Linked DNA regions of Homo sapiens: region 1 is linked to region 2. A link is a contact called in ENCODE Hi-C or POLR2A ChIA-PET data. All regions are on one chromosome and are shown on one strand. Each heading gives the region's core, a stretch centred on a gene start or an enhancer-like site at or near the end of the contact. The rest is flanking DNA. Distances are from core to core; before and after follow the strand shown.

Region 1 (4,816 bases), core at 2,298-4,797, 160 kb after region 2:
ACAAAATGGAAAGACAGCTCAAAGGTCCATGAAATTGTCTCCTGTGACGGTGTTCCTACAAAATGGAAAGATAGCTCAAAGGTACATGAAATTGTCTCCTGTGATGGTGTTCCTACAAAATGGAAAGACAGCTCAAAGGTCCATGAAATTGTCTCCTGTGACAGTGTTCCTACAAAATGGAAAGACAGCTCGTACATGAAATTGTCTCGCTTCAAAACTGCATAAAATCAGCTGCTAAATAGAAAACTTTTTTTTTTTGAGACAGGGTCTCGCTCTGTCACCCAGGCTGGCATGCAGTGGCGCGATCACGGCTTGTCACAGCCTTGAACTCCTGGACTCATATCCTCCCACCTCGGCCTACCAAGTAGTTGGGACCACAGGCACATGCCACAACGCCTAGCTAATGTTTGCATTTTTTGTACAGACAAGGTTTCACCATGTTGCCCGGGCTGTTCTCGAACTCCTGGGCTCAAGGGAACCACCCACCTCGGCCTCCCAAAATGCTGGGACCACAGGCGTGAGACACAGTGCCCAGATGAAAACTTTATTTATTATTATCACTTTATCAAATGAATTGCCCCACATTTATTAGCAAACTCTAGGCATCTGTGAAATCTTTTAAGCATAGCTCTGTTTCCAAACTGACTTTATTCCTGAAGTTTACAGCTCAACTCTAATCCAGCATGAAGTCAAGTGGGCCCTGTGGAAGCAGCAAATCAATACAACACATCTAGGAAAAATCATATCAAGTCCAGCCTGAACATTTGCAACTGTTACTCACTTTAAAACAGCTGGAATATCCAGACAGAACTCGGAACAAGGTAAGGAAGAGTCCCCATTATCTGCCATTTCTGCACAGGGAAATTTTTAAATAGTTATATTGTTCTTTATACTAAAACCTTATATTTCAAAAATTTCTGTTGAGCTTCTCCAAAAAAGGGCTTCCAGAATTAGGAAGTCATATTTGCCCATAGACTAAGAAGAAAATAAAACATGAATATTCTTTTAATGCATTTCAGGTGTGCACTTTTTTTTTTTTTGGAGACAGAGTCTCACTCCTGTTGCCCAGGCTGGAGTTCAGTGGTGTAATCATGGCTCACTGCAGTCTTGACTTCCCGGGCTCAGGTGATTCTCCCACCTCAGCCTCCCAAGTAGCTGGGACTACAGGCACGTGCCACCACGCCCGGCATTTGTACTTTTAGTAGAGAAGGGGTTTCACCATATTGTCCAGGCTGGTCTCGAATCCCTGGGCTCAAGTGATCGCCTACGCTGGCCTCCCAAAGTGCTGGGATTACAGACATGAACTACCGCGCCTGGCCTAGGTTTGCCCTTTTAATAACTATATTATAATATTCGCATTAAAAGTTTATTAATAAAGCTATCCAAATTTTTGGACAAAAACAAAAATCAGACTATTTTAAAAGACCAAAAAAAATACCCCAAAGTGAGCCCATTTCAACTGTCCTTAAGTGTGTGTCCACTATGTGTGTCCACTAGTGATACAGTGATTCATTCTGTAATAACAAAGAAATTGGACATAAAGGAGTTGGAAAAGAGCAAATCTGGCAAAGACCCTAAACACTTACATTAACACATAAAATCTGTTTTCTAGCTAAGAGCATCTTGCTGAGCTGTGCTCGGATGTGATGAGACAAAGGCCCTCACATCTCCAGCCATCCTAGCCTCGAGCTGCCGGCAGCAGGATCTGAACACCACCCGATGTTTATGCCACCACCTGCAATGTAGAACAGTGAAAGATTCTAGAATTCATAACTCAAAGTCAATACAGCAGTGATTTACTTATTGGGAAACTGCTCTTAGTCAATTCTTCGCTGGATTTCCAGTATCTGCCCTTGTCCACTACAGCTCAAGCAATGACAAACTGATGTGTGGCACTGCCTCTCTCATCATCTCTAATCCCCGGCTGGCAGAACCCCCAGCGTGTGAGAGAACTGCTGCTCTCCCGAATTCCCTAGGTCCCTCCTCAAGTCCTCAGTGTCCAGGAGGAAGAGGCTGCGAGATGGCTGGTACTAAAGCTACTCCACCTCCATCCCTGACCCCCATGGAAGGTGGTTCAAGGTCAAGTCGCATCAGAATTCCCTGAGGGGCTTCTTTAAAAAGCCATTGCTGGACTTCACCCCATACCCATAGAATCAGAATCACAGATGCATTCTAGTAAGCACTCCAAGGGAGTCTTGTAATAACTAAAATATAACAACAGTTCCTAACTTCATGCCTCTCCTACTAAATAAGAAATAGCAAAAATTAATAAATGGCAGGCCAGATAGTCTTTCCTTTCCTGAATATAAAATATGTCCTTACATCTGTTACTCTTTACTCAAAGGAGTTATTTTAACCCAGGCCTACTTTTTAGCATCTGTGAAAGAAAAGATAGCTTCAATGTTACTTTTACTCTTCATTAAAAGGAATAACCTCTCAAATTACTTATGGAAAATTAATATGGCAAATATTTTATTAACACCCTAGTATTTGTGCCCTTTGCCCTATTGCTACAGCTGCAAAACCTCAATAAAAGTCATCCTAAAATTGCTATGAGGAACCACAGAAAAAGAATGAAATCTGGTTATAAAATAGTGTCCTACAACTTTTATTGTCAGCAAGTAAATGCCAAGACCACTCAGTGTACTAATATTAGAAATTCAGAGAACTAATTCTAACAAAGCATATTTCTATTTTCTCCTGATGTTTACTGCACCTCAATCACTGTAAGCTGTAAACCACATGACTCACAAAAAGCGTGGTGGGATAAAAAAACACACCCACAGAAAAGCAGGATTTCTCATGCTATGAACATGAAAGTCCTGCTTTATGCATACAACGAATAACTCAGGTACCAAAAAAAGACGTCCTTTTAAATTAAGGATCCGCGCTCTCAATAAAACCTGCAAGTGCATTTTGTTCACTGAACTATAAGTTTGGGAAAAACGCCTTATCAACAGAAATAATTAATTCATTTGAGAGGAGGGGGATCATAAACCCTTTAAAATATGAAAAACTACAAGAGCTCCCCGCAGAAAAAGGCGTGAAACGCCGGCACAGTCCCCGAGAGCGCTCGACCGCAGCGAGGGGAGGAATCGCCTGAACGACGGAGCCGCGGCCCCTCCTCGGGGAACAGCTCGCGCCCCCAGGCGACGCCGGCAGGGCAGAGGCGCGGGGCAGATGCGGAAGCACAGCCCGCAGAGCGGGAGAGTCCGGCGCGCTACCTTCTCGGCGATGCTGTACAGGACCTCGTCCATCTTCATGCACGTAGGATCCCAGTCGTGGCCGAAGCGGATGACGACCACGCGGTCCTCCTCCGAGAGGATGGCCTGGTCCACCTGCCAGCCGTTGTGCAGGTGCGGGAGCATGTACGACATGGCGGCCCGCGCGCTCGCCGCCGCCCAAGGCGGGGCGCCAGGGAGGGCCCAGCGAGGTGGGCTCAGCCGGCCCCTCACTCCCCGGCCCCCGCCGCCCCCGGGCCCACGGACGAAATCCGGTCCCGCCCGCACACGCAAACTCCGCTGGGACTGCCACCCGGCAGAACGTCTGGGCGCGCACGCACCGACGCCGTGCGTGCTGACGGCATGCGCGCGCGCTAGCGCCGTGCGTGCTGACGGCATGTGCGTATAGGCGCCGCGCGAACGTGTAGTTGGCCGGGTGGAGCGGCGGCGACCTGGGCACCGTGGAGCGCCGTTGGTTCCGTCATAGCAGCTGTCGGAGTGGGGGTTCCTCCCCAGCGTCCAGGCGGCCTGGTGGTCCTGAGAAGCCCCGGGCTCGCCGTGCCCTGCCCCCACGCTCCCGCCCCGAGGCCGCCCGCCGCCGCCCGGGCTGTCCTCCAGCCACGGATGGGGACGTCCAGAAAGGCCCGGAATGCCCGGCACTGCGGCTCGTTTTCTTCCTTTCTGGTGCTTGTTTCTGTGTGTTACTAAGACAGTTCATGTGTGTCATTTGTGAAACTTGATCATAAAAATGTGTCGTTGTTGCCATACCCAACCACAGCAGAGTCGAGCAGCGGGGTAGGGAGGAAGCACTGGGCAGGCCGTCCTTGAGGAATGTCACCATCAGGCCGGCTGCTGAGCTGCCTGTTGTAACCTGAAACCAGGTTTTTTAATTTGTCTTTTTATAAAGAAAAAAAATTTTTTTTTGAGACGTGCAGTGACGTGATCTTGGCCCACTGCAGCCTCCGCCTCCCGGGGTCAAGCGCTTCTCCTGCCTCCGCCTCCCCATAAGCTGGGACTACAAGGCGCCAGCCCGGCTAGTGTTTTTTTGTACTTAGTAGAGACGGGGTTTAACCATGTTGGCCAGGCTGGTCTTGAACTCCTGACCTCAAGTGATCTGCCCGCCTCGGCCTCCCAAAGCGCTGAAATTACAGGAAGAAGCCACCGCGCCCGACCTAAAGCCAGTTTTATTCCATAGCTTCAGCATAACTTCCACCTCCAGGACTGATCTGGCCCCCTGGCTTCGCTCACCAGTCAGAGCTCCCCAAACCCTTACTAGTGCCAGTGAACTTTCTCAAAGAGAAATAAGTTAATATTTCTCTTTTTAAAATAAAACCTCTAACCTCTGTTCTTCTGAGAGAGCACTTTGGGTTCATGCTGGAGACTCCCTGGTTTGCAAACTGATATTGATAGTAAAACTCTTGTCTACTATCTAGCTATCCTGGTGGTCCTTTAGATGACAAATTTAAAACAAATCACGCCCGGGCGCGGTGGCTCACGCCTGTAATCCCAGCACTTTGGGAGGCCGAGGCCGGCGGATCGCCTATGGTCGGGAGTTCAAGACCAGTCTGGCCAACATGGTGAAACCCCGTCTCTAC
Region 2 (4,362 bases), core at 728-3,227:
CTCAGATGATCCTCCCACCTCTCAGCCTCCCAAGTAGCTGGGACTACAGGCATCACCACATGTGGGTAACTTGTATTTTTTGTAGAGACAGGGTTTCGCCATTTTGCCCAAACTGATCTTGAACTCCTGGACTCAAGCGATCCCCCGACCTTGGCCTCCCAAAGTGTGGGATTACAGGCGTGAGCCTCGGTGCTTGGCCATAAATGGACTTTTCCAATGATTGTGTTCTTTGTTGTTTGTGTATAGGAAGGCTGTTGATTTTATAGCCTGCTACTTTTCTGAATTTTTTTATTCAATAAATAAGTTTTGTCATTGATTCTCTGGGATTTCCAAGTATAAGATGATCCTATCTGCAAAGAGAGACGGTTTCACCCCTTCTTTACCTGCTCTATGCTTCTGATTGATTTTTGCTGTCTAGTTTTATTCATTAATACCTCTCGTATAATGTTAAATATATCAGAGGTAGTGGGTATCCTTGTTTCTGATTGCCATGGAAATGCCTCTAGTGTTTCTCCATTAAGAGAGCGGCTTTAGAACTTAACACAGGCTGCCGGTGCTGGTGAAATACCCATCAACGCCCTGAGTATTCATCAAAGGCTGCTTGGTATCTATGGAGATGATTACATGACTTTTCTACCTAAATTTATTATTATGGTGCATGATGTTAATGGATTTCCTACCACTGAACCTACTTTGCACCTTCTGGAACAAATTCTACTTTGTCGCAGTATTTTTTTTTCTTAAGAGGCATTGAATTCTGTTTAATAATATTCCGTTTAGAATTTCTGCATTGGTATTGATGAGTGATATTGAACTTAAGTTTTCTTTCTTCTTATTATATTTGGTTTAAATATCAGTGTTTGCTTACTTCATAAAATGAACTAGAGAGCTTTCCTTCCTTCTCAATGTTCTGAAATAATTTGTAGAGCATGGAGACTATCTAGGCTTTATAATCTTGGGAGAATTCTCTGTAAACCTGTCGGGGCTTAGTGCTTTGATAGGACAGTCAGTAGTAACTTTCTGTTTCTTCAATGGAAATGGGTCTGCTGAAGTTTCTAACTCTCCTGGGACAGTTTTTGGTGTCTCTGTTTCCCGAGAACATCTGCACTTCCTCTGGGTTTTCAAATGTGTTTGCAAAGAGGACTGCACAGTGTCTCCTCTGATTGTTCAGTCTGTTTCAAACGTTACATTTCTTGAATATAATAATGTGGCTTTAAAAAAGAAAAAGGAAGACACTTGAAGAATGGGAAAATATCCCTAAGTCATCCTACAGCTATAAGCCTTGTTTTCAAAGCAGCACATCACAGACTCGTGTTTACCGTCAGTTTACGAAGAATGCGCTGATGTCTGGGTCCATAAAAATATCTTTCCTGTCCTTTTCTGCTGTTTGCTGACGAAATGCCTCTTCATAAAAAATAGCTTTAACGCCTGAGAGTTACAGAAGCTCCCCTCAGCGAGGAGTCTCAGAAACCACGGAGGTTTTACCAAGTCCCTGTCGGTGAACATCAACTTGACTGACGGGGCGCAAGCTTCAGGAGATGAAGTGTCAATAAGGATTAATACGAAGGTAGATCAATCACGCTGTCATTTCATAGGGCTTCAGTTTCTTTCTGTAAAAACCCGTCAGATGTGATTTTCCCTCTAAAATTAGAATCGTTTTTATTCCTTTTTCCAGTTACTAAAATTACCTGTATCGTCTGGGGGAAAATACAGAAGGACAGAAAAAAGAAAGTAAAAATCACCTGACCTGACCGTGCACTGTCAGCCTGTCTGTGGCCTTCCTTCCGGAAGTTTCTTTATGCGTCTGCCCATGGACGGCAGGTGGGAGCGCGGACACCTGTCGCCCTCTCGGCCGCTCTGGGACCTGCCCTTTCTTTGAAACGCTGTGTCCAGGGCATGACCCCCATAGAGACGTGGGCCTGGGTGGAGGCTGCAGCTTAAGAGGAAGCTCTCGGCGTCGGGGCCTGTGCCCTGCCGGCCGCCCTGACCTTGGAGGAAGCGGGCGCTGACACACTGTGGGCGACAGGAAGGGCCGGGAGCTCTGTGGCCGTTGGCAAGGCCAGGAACCCGGGTAGTCGAGCTGAAACTGTGATCTGAGGCGCGAGGCCTCCGTGGGAGAAGGGTCGCTTCAGACGGGGACCGAGGGCCTGGCTCTGGGAAGGTGGGTCCTGCTCCCTTCTGAGGCAGGCAGAGCTGCAGGGAAAGCAGGTGTGTGGAGGCCCCTCCAGAGCCAGGCTCCAGGCGCTTCAGGTACGGCGCCCGTTCTGCTCCCTTCCCAGGCCTGCCCAGCTGCCCACCGCACGAAGCTTCACAACTGAGCGAGCAGCTCCTCACGGAAGGTTAGATTCGGCGCGTTACGTCATTACGTTCAGTGAAAGAACTGAGTGAGCAGCTCCTCACGGAAGGTTAGATTCGGCGCGTTACGTCATTACGTTCAGTGAAAGAACTGAGTGAGCAGCTCCTCACGGAAGGTTAAGTTCGGCGCGTTACGTCATTACGTTCAGTGAAAACTGAGTGAGCAGCTCCTCACGGAAGATTACATTCGGCGCGTTACGTCATTACATCCAGTGAAAGAACTGAGTGAGCAGCTCCTCACGGAAGGTTAGTTCGGCGCGTTACGTCATTACATCCAGTGAAAGAACTGAGTGAGCAGCTCCTCACGGAAGGTTAGTTCGGCGCGTTACGTCATTACGTTCAGTGAAAGAACTGAGTGAGCAGCTCCTCACGGAAGGTTAGTTCGGCGCGTTACGTCATTACGTTCAGTGAAAGAAGGTGTGGGAGTGACTAATCACTTGTTTGATAAAATTGATTGAAAAAGAAATTACCAACTAAAAATTATAATTATTAAAATGTAAAAGTTTAATTACAGTTTCTAGGAAATTCGCCTTGGCTTCTGCCCGCTTTCTGTTCAGGACGCTGAGCTTTGCTGCTTGGTGCCTTGTGAGGACGTGGCGTCCCCGGCGATGCAGGGGCCGGGCCGCGCCAGCCTCTGTTGCTCCTCTATGGGGTGGTGACAGCCTCAGGCCTCCCTGGGGACAGGCTGGGGACTCCCAGATACTGAAGCTTAGCAGGTGCGCCCCCACATGGTCATGGAGCTGGGGCTCGGGCCAGACCAGCGACACCCTCCAGGCCTCAGTGGTCCTGTGTCCACCCCGGAGCCCCCAGGGCAGGAGATGTGGGTGGGATCCCTGCAGGAAACCGTGAGGGTTTCAAACTAAGCCTCCTTTCGTTTTCCCTGGCGGTGTCAGCATCGTGCCTCTAAAGAGTTCTGTTCCTTGGTCAGAGTTCCAGGTGAGATGCTATCTTAGGTAGGAGAGGTCATCTGGCCCCAGCCAGGGTTTCGGCCCCACCAGTGGGGCAGGGCCTGGGGACTGGTAGTTTAGCACAGCGGCTCTCAAACTTGTGGTGCTGGGAATTTTTAGGACCTCCAGCAGCCTGTGTTCCTGGAGGAAGGAGGGTGTGGCAGAGGCCCTGGAGTCCCAGTGTCTGAGAGGCCAGCAGAGGAGGGGCTCAGGATGGAGCGGGAAGCGCGGGGAGAAGAGCGGGGACTCAGCCTCCCCCCTGGATTTCGCTTCTTCTGAATGCAGGCCCTGGAACCCCGCTTATTACCCGCCCACCCAGTGCCGCAGCTCTGGAAATGCAGCTTGGTGGGCTGGACCCAAGTCTCTCCATGTGGCTCCATAGGAAAAATACTGATGCAAGTAACTACTTCAGAGACAAAAACAGTTTTAACAATGTACCAATTATAATCCTTTTACCTATATGTTTAAACAGAATTAGCAGTTAGAATTATACTGGAACATAATATTCTTTTTTCTTTCTTTCTTTCTTTTTTTTTTTTTTGAGATGTAGTCTCCCTCTGTTGCCCAGGCTGGAGTGCAGTGGCGTTGTCAAGGCTCACTGCAACCTCTGCCTCCCTGGTTCAAGTGATTCTTGTGCCTCAGCCTCCCAAGTAGCTCGGATTACAGGCACGCACCAACACACCCGGCTAATTCTTTGTATCTTTTGTAGAGATGGTGTTTCACCATGTTGGCCAGTCTGGTCTTGAACTCCTGACCCCAGGTGATCCGCCCACCTCGGCCTCCCAAAGTACTGGGATTACAGGCATGAGCCACTGCACCCAACATAATATTCTTAAAACTCTTAGACATACAGACATGTAGGAATACTTAAAGACATGACATGCGTGCGTGTGCATGTGCATATGTGTGCACACTGCGTCATTGCATGTCTGCCTGTGTCAGTGTGTGCATGAGTCTGTGTGTGCAGGTGTGTGTGTGTCTTAGTGTGCATGTGTCTGCATGTATCAGTGTGTGCATGTTTGGGTGCATCTGTGTGCAAGTGTGTGGTGTGTGTGCAAAT

The links. A loop is a pair of places that touch in the nucleus more often than their neighbours do. ChIA-PET counts read pairs that join two places held with the same protein, here RNA polymerase II (POLR2A). Pooled maps may share reads with other maps.
Region 1: a pooled map shows a loop between it and region 2 (2.0-fold over the local background). The contact joins the promoter of TXNL4A here to the enhancer-like site in region 2. A Hi-C loop is called at or near these places in 2 of 50 pooled maps. POLR2A ChIA-PET finds 5 or more read pairs at or near these places in 3 of 52 experiments (activated T-cell, activated naive CD4-positive, alpha-beta T cell and naive thymus-derived CD8-positive, alpha-beta T cell).

The regions. Positions count from the first base shown.
Region 1 is chr18:79,985,016-79,989,831 of GRCh38, forward strand. It overlaps TXNL4A (thioredoxin like 4A), which reads right to left and starts at 3,548. Exons shown (of 3, transcript NM_006701.5): 1 at 3,225-3,548. The coding sequence starts at 3,377. RefSeq lists silencers at 3,361-3,600, 3,641-3,930.
Region 2 is chr18:79,824,099-79,828,460 of GRCh38, forward strand. All of the region lies in intron 1 of KCNG2 (potassium voltage-gated channel modifier subfamily G member 2), which reads left to right. Among named protein-coding and RNA genes, the nearest start is that of KCNG2, 28 kb to the left of the region's middle. RefSeq lists an enhancer at 1,877-3,076. Within about 2 kb of position 1,978, at least 2 of the 41 ENCODE cell types and tissues checked have a DNase peak (open chromatin) inside an H3K27ac peak, as active enhancers do.